Regions from separate parts of the Mus musculus genome. Here region 2 is linked to region 1. Evidence: chromatin loops called from intact Hi-C (ENCODE). Cell type or tissue: left cerebral cortex. All regions are shown on one strand. Region 1 holds the start of Mrpl32 (mitochondrial ribosomal protein L32). Region 2 overlaps Hecw1 (HECT, C2 and WW domain containing E3 ubiquitin protein ligase 1).

Region 1 (5,000 bases):
TACGGAGTTAGTCCAAGTCTCGAATGGGCACAAATTCTCTTCCTGTGTTCTGTTGCTGTTGTTTTCCCCATCTCTGGTTAGCAAAGCATTCCCACTCCCTCTGTTCCCCACTGCAGGCAAGTGTACCGAGAACTCAGGCAGCTGCTGTGCTCATGAGTCCCAGTAGCCCACTGCCTCTTTCAACAAAATCCCCACGAACACGTTTGGTAGAACGCAAACCAGTCCACGCCAATTTCTTTCTTTCATTTACCATTCTTCACCAAATGTAAGCTGCTAGCTAAACCTTATCATTTTTTTTAAAGGACTGTTATAATAAAGAAATCTGTTTGTGAAAACATTGAGATGTTTGTTATATAAAAGACTCAAGGACTGAGGATGTAGCTCCTATGGCAGAGTGCTTGTCTAGAATGCATGACACAGCATAAATAAGGTATGGGCGTGCATTACTAAAATCCCGTCACAGAGCAAGTGGGGGCAGAAGGATAAGCTGAAAGGCATCCTTAGTTACTGGCCATTTGAAGCCAGCCTGGGTCACCAATAATTCTGACACAAAAAGAAATTAAATAACTAATAACTTAAAAACTCAGTCCCTCACGATCTATGTCCATTTGTCTCAGCTATAATGAAACCACTTAGGACCGACCGTATTTGTTTTGTTTACAAATATAAGCGACTACCATGCAAAATTTAGTCTCTGTCAATTATATAATGAAATCATTTGCTAAGGAATTTAATGGAATTCATTTAAAGATTTCAAAATAATAACATTAACTCACTTCTTATGTGAAACTGTAAAGGGCAATTCTCAAAAGATAATATATTGTAACAAAAAGTCTATTAATTGTTTTCAAAACCAACAAGGTTTGAGTCCTGATTTACCTATTTGTGGACAACCTTGAAAAAGTTCAATTGTCCAGGTTCATCTATAACTCATTATACATAGGTGGTAATGGAAAAACCACTACTAGTTACTGTTATATTCAACAAGTAGATCCTGGCTGCCTTCAGCTGTCAGTCCTTAAGAAAATGGTCAACTGGAGGGCATCATCCTGAGTGAGGTAACACATTCACAAAGGAACTCACACAATATGTACTCACTGATAAGTGGATATTAGCCCAAAACCTAGGATACCCAAGATATAAGATACAATTTGCTAAACACATGAAACTCAAGAAAAATGAAGACTGAAGTGTGGACACTATGCCCCTCCTTAGAAGTGGGAACAAAACACCCTTGGAAGGAGTTACAGAGAGAAAGTTTGGAGCTGAGATGAAAGGATGGACCATGTAGAGACTGCCTTATCCAGGGATCCACCCCATAATCAGCATCCAAACGCTGACACCATTGCATACACTAGCAAGATTTTATCGAAAGGACCCAGATGTAGCTGTCTCTTGTGAGACTATGCCAGGGCCTAGCAAACACAGAAGTGGATGCTCACAGTCAGCTAATGGATGGATCACAGGGCTCCCAATGGAGGAGCTAGAGAAAGTAGCCAAGGAGCTAAAGGGATCTGCAACCCTATAGGTGGAACAACATTATGAACTAACCAGTACCCCGGAGCTCTTGACTCTAGCTGCATATGTATCAAAAGATGGCCTAGTCGGCCATCACTGGAAAGAGAGGCCCATTGGACACACAAACTTTATATGCCCCAGAACAGGGGAACGCCAGGGCCAAGGAGGGGGAGTGGGCGGGTAGGGGAGTGGGGGTGGGTGGGTATGGGGGACTTTTGGTATAGCATTGGAAGTGTGAATGAGCTAAATACCTAATAAAAAAATGGAAAGAAAAAAAAAAAAAAAGAAAGAAAATGGTCAAAACACAGTCCTTTGTCTAAGTTCATCCATGATGGTTTTTTCTTAAACAGGGAACAATAGTTCCCCTTAACTGCACTTTGAGAAAATATATATAACTCTTTAATTCTTTCTCCCAAAACATAAGGGTCTAAAATCGTTTTAAAGCAATTTGTTAGTGGATCAAGCAAAATACAGAGGTTATCAGTTTGCATGTGCCACAAAAACTTGACAGGAAATCAGCGCCTTCATTTTATACTTCTTAAGCTTCTACAGGAGCACAGGCGAAACCGAAAGCAGTGTGAGCTTCAAAGCACATCGCTGCTAAACAGAGACTAAAACTAAGATTTAACAGCAAATAAGGATCTCCCAAAAGAAAAAGGACGTCTCACACGTCCCATAAGGAGTCTGGGTTTACAAAGCTCTCGCTCAGGCCTAGCCGGGCCAGTAAAGAAATCCTGGACCTGAAGAGAGCAGCTGAAAACAGACTATCTCAAAGCACCCTTCTCCTAGTCTAGAAGGAGAGCCAGTGCTTAGTGCTTGGCTTGGGGCCTCCCGTCCCTCGGCCCGCAACACGGCCGGCCTCAGCCAGGGCCCAGGCCTGGCACGGAACATGACTCTGCAAAGCTACGAGTCCAGCTCCGTCACCGTGCACTCCTACGCAAACACCAGCCAGGTCCGACACACGGGACCATGTCTGGGGCGCTCCTGTGATCTGCGACGCATGGAACCTGCGGGTCCCCCGAATACCTGAATGTAGTCAGCGAGAAGCTGTAACCGCGCTCTGCCATCTTTACCCGGAAAGTCGGAACACAGCCACGCACATGCGCAGTAAGTATGCTTCCTTTAATTTTTTTTTTCTTCTTTGCTCTGATTGGAGGAGAGTCACCTAGGGGTAGCTGGGAGTTGGAGTTTTTGGATCACAGCGGTCTTTGACCCTTGCGCATGCGCAAGAGGGGCCTGCGCATGCTCTGAGCGAGGAGGCGGGGAAGTGGGCGGACTTAACGCATGCGCTCAGCCCGCGTCCCGCTCTGTCTTGAGAAGATCATGGCTCCTTCGTTGCTGCTGCTTTCACTACCATGGCCGGTGCGTCCCGGACCGCTCCAGAGGTGCTGGGAGCTGCTACAACGGCAACTGCAGCAGAGCTGGAGTCGCTTTGTCAGTCCTCCGTGGGGTCCGTAAGGAGAGAGTTCGTGGAAAGAGGGTTGGTGAGGGCTTCCGGGTTGTAGCGTGGTTTTTGGTTGGTTGATTGGTTCGTTATTTTATTTGTTTGTTTGTTTATTGGTTATTTATTTATTTATTTATTTATTTATTTATTTATTTATTTATTTATTGAAACTGTCACCGTAGCCAGGGTGGTCTAGAACTCACTGTATAGCCCAGGCTAGCTTCGTATTTATTTATTTATTTATTTATTTATTGAAACTGTCACCGTAGCCAGGGTGGTCTAGAACTCACTGTGTAGCCCAGGCTAGCTTCGAGCTCCTGGTATCTTGGGCGTTAAATTTGAGATTGCTGTATTATTTACAGTGTATCGCAAAAGTGATAATGCCCAGTCTGAACAGAGATATATTTTATTATATCTCAAGCGCAGCATAATAAATAATTGTCTCCATGTTCTACCTGAGATAATCATTTCAGTCCATTCGTTGTCTAATAGGCCTGTGCTTGGACAGTTTATGTAGTGGTAAGAAGTCCTAAGAATTGAACGAACGTTCGCAAGTCTGAAGAACATAAGAAAGGGTAAAGAAGTGATCTAAGCAATTTAGAAAAACAAAGGTGAAACACTTGATAATCTCATAAATAATAAATCTTTTCTTAGAACACAGGTTAAGATTAAATATTAAGGAAAAATTTAATGGCTTTAGGAACCTACCAGGTTTAAAGAAAAAGGACCTAACTGGATCAGGATAGTGTGGTACAGATGACCATTGTAGTCATCTCAGTGATGTGAGTGAATGTAGGGAGTCTCGGGATTAGATTACTTGTACACTACTTATTACTGAACTGCAGTGTCCCGGATTATATACGGAGGAAATGCTTAGTAGAGTAGCCTGGCTGCTTTGGTAGCTTGCAATAAGAAAGCATTCCAGTTGAAGTATTTTAAATTGCCTTTTATATGAGCTTTAGTATATTTTAATAGCTGGGGATTATTACTAATGTTTGTTGTGTTTAACATTCAAAACTATTTATGTCAGGCCAGCCATATGGCTCAGTAGTAAAGGACCTTGTTGCTAAGTCTCAGGACCTGGGTCCTAGCCCCATGGCCAGTATGACGTAAGGAGAGAACTAACTCTGAAAGCTGTCCTCTGACCTTACATGTGCACATATACTCACAAACACATATAATTTATAGGTGTGTATATTTAGTGACACTACACATGTTGACTGTTAAAGGAAATAGTGGCTGTATTCATTTAGGAACTCCGAGTTGATTCGGCATCTCTGTTTTGTTTTATAGCACCAGCATTAGCCGTCCAGAGACCATCCATCCTCACAGAGCTAGCACATGATACTTGTGAAAATAAAGAGAATTCCAGCTTTTTAGATAGTATCTTTTGGATGGCAGCTCCCAAAAACAGACGCACCATCGAAGTTAACCGATGTAGGAGAAGAAACCCTCAAAAGCTTATTAAAATTAAGGTAATGTGTGAACGGGTGTAGGTGTGTGCACATACACACTCTCTTCCACAAGTCTAACACTGAATAGCCCGGTATTGTATTTGTGTAGCAGAGAAAACCAGCCTTATAATAGTCTTAGCATCTTGTTTGGCTCATCATGGATAGATACGTAATCTAATTCTTCCTTAATGTTTTAAGATACTCTTAATGAATCATCCCATTGCTTAGATGGGCTCCTTGTTGGTTATTATTTGAAGTTAGAGGACTGATAGAGCTCTTAATTCAAAAGTCAAATGAGATCATTACAAACAATTCTGAAAAAAATCTCCAAACTTCTTGACTATGCTTTTAATTGTTAATGTGGAATTCACTACACTCATATAATGAAAATATTCTACTCAAGCTGGAGATTAGACAAAAGAATTTGAGAATAGTTTACCCATAGGCTATACGAATAAAAATATACCAGATTGGTAAACTTGAGTTTTAGTCCTAATTTTCTTACTAATTTGAACTCAGTGTTGCTATTTTTTTTTTTTTTTTTTTTTGGTTTTCCTGTTAAAATATATTGTTGAACTAGCTAG
Region 2 (5,000 bases), 130 kb after region 1:
ACCTTATTTCCTTCTCATCTGTAACTTGTATATTCACAGCTGAAGGTTCTTAAAGATACACTGGTAGCCTATGAGTATGAAATTTCTATTTTAACATTTCACATGTGAGTTATGTTAAAGTATACATATATATGCATAATGGTCTTGAAAAATTAGGGAAAATTAAATGAGAAGCAGCTCTCTCTCTCTCTGTCTCTCTGTCTCTGTCTCTGTCTCTGTCTCTCTGTCTCTCTCCCTCTCTCCCTCTCTCTCTCTCTCTCTCTCTCTCTCTCTCTGTGTGTGTGTGTGTGTGTGTGTGTGTGTGTGTGTGTGTGTGTGTGTGTGTGTGTGTGAATACTATCAAGATTATTAAAAATAACTCAAACTGTAATGGTATAAAATATGTTAACTTCAGATTGCTTTGAGTACATTAGAATTTCATATTCTCTCTGAATTTGAAAAGAACATAGCAATCTTATATAGAGATCTCTTTTTTATAGAGATCTTTTTAATTTCTCTGAGGCTTTTTATCTAGAGACACTCATCATGAACCAACTCTAATCATTTGATTTTTTATAATCATTTTCTCACTAGTCAATAACATCAACCATCATGAAATCATGTTGATCATGTATGAACTCGATGTTGAGACAAATACAACAAAAGTAATAATACCTTTGTATTACCATATTATATGAGTTGTCTGCAGGTGTTAAGTTTCTGTGTCTCAAACCAGACTTATAAGGGGTTTTTCTTTCGAATTCCTTATTCCATCGAGATCAGTGGTTCTCAACCTATGGATCATGACTCCCTTGGTGGTCAAATGAGCCTTTAACAGTGGTCACCTAACACCATCAGAAAACACAGATATGTGCATTATGATTCATAACAGTAGCAAAATTATAGTCATGAAGTAGCAACAAAAATTTTATGGTTGAGGGTTGCTACAAAATGAGAAACTATATTAAAGGTCACAACATTAGGAAGGTTGAGAGACACTGCTCTAGATCATCAGTTAACCATTGTTTATGAGCAACCACATGGCTTAAGCAAGTGAGAGTGGCTTGGTCTCAAAGAGGCTCACAAATACAAAGTCAAAAATCTTTTGAGGCTGGTAAAGAAGCTTGACAAAGAATGAACCAGAATCTATCTGATGTTTTAACAGTATCTAGAAGTGCAGAGCAGGGATGGATGGGGGAAGACTGACCCCTGGCCAGCTCTCACACTATTGAGGTTTTAGAAAGGATGAGAGTTAGTCACATTAGAAATAAAAGTTTTAGGCTAGAGAGATGGCTCATTGGTTAAGAGCACTGGCTGCACTTCTAGAAGTCCTGGGTTCAGTTCTCAGCATTCCTATGGCAGCTGACACTCATCTGTAACTCTAATCTCACAGGATCCAATGCCCTCTTCTGGTGTGTAGACATACATGCAGAGAAAGCACACTCGCGCGCGCGCGCGCGCACACACACACACACACACACACACACACAAATAAATTAATAAATCTTTTTAAAAGTAGAAGAATAAAAGCTTCCTGCTTTGTTTTACATGTAGTCTGTGTGGTTTGTGTGTCTTCCTAAAATTTTGGATCTAGGACTGAGGATGTGGGACACAATGAACCTGATGCAAAGCAACCAGCTCACCAGTGTTGGCAAAGATCAAAGTGATTGTCATGGAGACTCGGTTCCCTCTTAAGTGTGGATATAAAAGTGTGAGACTACAGATCTTTGGCCTCTGTCTTCGTCCCATACTGGGATCTTTTCCTCTTGCATAAACCCCCACTGTGGTACTATCTACCAAGGAGTCTCTCCAGAGCAAAACCTGTACTGGTGCCATATTCTCACGCCTTCAGAACTATGAGTTAAGTAAGTTGTCATTCTTCATGTACTATTTGTGTACAATCTAGCCTTAGGTATTTCTTTGTAGAATAAAATAGAATGAGCATGCATACACTAGCAAGATTTTGCTGAAAGGACCCAGATATAGCTGTCTCTTGTGAGACTATGCCGGGGCCTAGCAAACACAGAAGTGGATGCTCACAGTCAGCTATTGGATGGATCACAGGACCCCCAATGGAGGAGCTAGAGAAAATACCCAAGGAGCTAAAGGGATCTGCAACCCTATAGGTGGAACAACAATATGAACTAACCAGTACCCCAGAGCTCATGTCTCTAGCTGCATATGTATCAGAAGATGGCCTAGTTGGCCATCACTGGAAAAAGAAGCCCATTGGACTTGCAAACTTTATATGCCCCAGTACAGGGGAACGCCAGGGCCTAAAAGGGGGAGTGGGTGGGTAGAGGAGTGGGGGTGGGTGGGTATGGGGGACTTTTGGGATAGCATTGAGAAATGTAAATGAGGGAAATACCTAATTTAAAAAAAGAAAGAAAGAAAAGCTACAAAAAAAAAAAAGAATGAGCAAATACATTACTCTTTATAAGAGGAATGCTTTGATTATTCTATATAACAGTCTACATTATACTCCAGATTATATTTGTTACTAGAAAGAAACTAAAATAGGGGTAATTGTCCATTAAAGAGGAACAAGAAATTTTAAGTCATTCTGTCCATCAGATACAAAATAGTGATTTGAATTTTTTCATATAAACAGTGGGTGGGAGGCTTTCACAGCTTTGGAGAGAAGCTAGGATATTTAGGGTGCAGAACAGGATTTTAGCTGACCAAGTGAGAGAGGTTCATATGATGAGTTCCAAGAAACTATGGGACAGGTATAGTGGTTTGCCCTACTGCAAGCCATTGTATAATCACTGAAGGGAGGGAGGCAGGCAAGAGGCAAACAGGGAACTGTAACAATTACCTTTGTTGATCTAAAATAACAGAAATTTATTCTTACACAGTTCTGAGTCTTAGAATGTTATATCAAAGTATATCAGGACCATGTTCCCTCGATGGGCTGTAGTAGAGTGTCTTTTCTTTTTTCTTTGAATTGTTTTTTAATTTATTTACTTTTCAAATGTCCTTCTTCCTAGTCTCTCTTCTGCAAATCCCCATTCCATCCCCCTTCTACTTTGCCTCTAAGAGGGTGCTCCCCCACCCACCCACCTACTCCCACCTCACCGCTCTATCATCCCCCTATACTGGGGCATCAATCCTCCACAGGACCAGGGGCTCCCCTCCCATTGAGGCCAGATAAGCCAGTTCTCTGCTACATATGTAGCTGGAGCCATAGGTTCATCCATGCATACTCTTTGGTTGGTGGTTTAGTCCCTGGAAGTTTGGGGAGGGGGGTGTCCAATGAGCTGATATTGTTGTTCTTTCTATGGATTTGCAATCTCCTTCAGCTCCTTCAATCCTTCCCCCAACTCTTCCATTGGTGACCCTGGCCTCAGTCCAATGGTTGGATGTCAGTGTCTGCATGTGTTTTAGTCAGAGGACACCTATACCAGGCTCCTGTCAGCAAGCATTTCATAACATCAGCAATAGTTTCGGGGTGTGATGTCTGCAGATAGGTTGGATCCCAAGGTGGGGTGGTCTCTGGATGGCCTTTCTTTTGGTTTCTCCTTCATTTTTTGTCCCTGCATTTTCTTTAGGCAGGAACAATTCTGGGTTAAAATTTTTGAGATGCGTGGGTGGCCCCATCACTCATCTGGGGGCTGTGCCTATCTACTGGAGGTGGTCTATACAGGTTCTATCTCCCCTTTGTTGGGTATTTCAGCTAATGTCATCCCCATTGGGTCCTGTTGAATAATTCTTTAGGTGCTTCTTGGCCATTTGAAGTTCTCAGTTGAGAATTTTTTGTTTAGCTCTGTACCCCATTTTAAATAGGGTTACTTGGTTCTCTGGAATCGACTTTCTTGAGTTCTATGTATATTTTGGAAATTAGAGCTCTATCAGATGTAGAGTTGGTAAAGATCTTTGTGAAATCTTTAGGCTGCTGTTTTGTCCTATTGACACTGGGCTTTGTGTTACAGAAGCTTTTTTTTTTGAGGTCCCAATTGTCAATTGTTGACCTTAGTTAGAGTCTGAGCCATTGGTATTCTTATGAAAATTTCCCCTGTGCCAATGTGTTCTGGGTTCTTTCCCACTTTTTCTTCTATTAGATTCAGAGTATCTGGTTTTATGTAAAGGTCCTTGATGTACTTGGGCTTGAGCTTTGTACAAGGAAATAAGAATAGATTGATTTGCATTCTTCTAAATGCTGACTGCCAGTTCAACCAGTACCATTTTTTTTTTTTTTTTGAAAATGCTGTCTTTTTCCCACTAGATGGTTTTGGATTCTTCGTTAAAGGTCAAGTGACCATAAATGTGTGGGCTTAGCTCTGGGTCTTCAATTCTATTCCATTGATCTGCTGTTGCAATACCATGCAGATTTTAGCACTATTCTATAGTAGAGCTTGAAGTCAGGATGGTGATTCCCTCAGAAGTTCTCCTATTGTTGAGAATAATTTCCTTTATCTTGGATCTATATCTCAAATTCCAGATGAATTTGAGAATTGCTCTTTCTATCTCTGAAGAAATGAGTTGAAATTTTGATTGGGATTGCATTGCATCTGTAGATTACTTTTGGTAAAATGGCCATTTTTACTATGTTAATCCTGCAGATCCATGAGAATAGGAGATCTTTCGATCTTCTAAGGTCTTCTTCAATTACTTTCTTCAGAGACATAAAGTTCTTGTCATACAGATCTTTCACTTACTTGATTAGAGTTACACCAAGATATTTTATATTATTTGTAACTATTGTGAAAGGTGTCATTTCCATAATTTCTTTCTCAACTCAGTAATCCTTTGAGTAGAGGAAGGCTACTGATTTGTTTGAGTTAATTTTATATCCAGCCACTTTGCTGAAGTTGTTTATCAGTTGTAGGAGTTCTCTGGTAGAATTTTTGGGGTCACTTAAGTATACTATCATATCATCTGCAAATAGTGATATTTTGACTACTTCCTTTCCAATTTATATCTCTTTGACCTCCTTTTGTTGTCTAATTGCTTTGGCTAGGACTTTGAGTACTATATTGAACATGTAGGGAGAGAGTGGGCTGCCTTGTCTAGTCCCTGGT

Evidence for each region. A loop is a pair of places that touch in the nucleus more often than their neighbours do. Peaks named below come from ENCODE experiments on the same cell type or tissue, not always from the same donor. Only the 100,000 strongest peaks of a DNase experiment are listed, where the experiment ranks them.
Region 2: it touches region 1 in a loop (4-fold over the local background); 1 of 42 quality-filtered maps calls a loop at or near these places.

What each region holds. Positions count from the first base shown.
Region 1 is chr13:14,610,860-14,615,859 of GRCm38, reverse strand. Mrpl32 (mitochondrial ribosomal protein L32) reads left to right here and starts at 2,823. Exons shown (of 3, transcript NM_029271.2): 1 at 2,823-2,968; 2 at 4,256-4,437. The coding sequence starts at 2,842. It overlaps Psma2 (proteasome subunit alpha 2), which reads right to left and starts at 2,618. Exons shown (of 8, transcript NM_008944.2): 1 at 2,545-2,618. The coding sequence starts at 2,585. In left cerebral cortex, no CTCF peak of the experiment used is centred here; a DNase peak (open chromatin) is centred at 2,715; H3K4me3 peaks cover 2,041 bases; H3K27ac peaks cover 861 bases.
Region 2 is chr13:14,476,921-14,481,920 of GRCm38, reverse strand. All of the region lies in intron 1 of Hecw1 (HECT, C2 and WW domain containing E3 ubiquitin protein ligase 1), which reads left to right. Among named protein-coding and RNA genes, the nearest start is that of Gm30893, 43 kb to the left of the region's middle. In left cerebral cortex, no CTCF peak of the experiment used is centred here; a DNase peak (open chromatin) is centred at 2,661.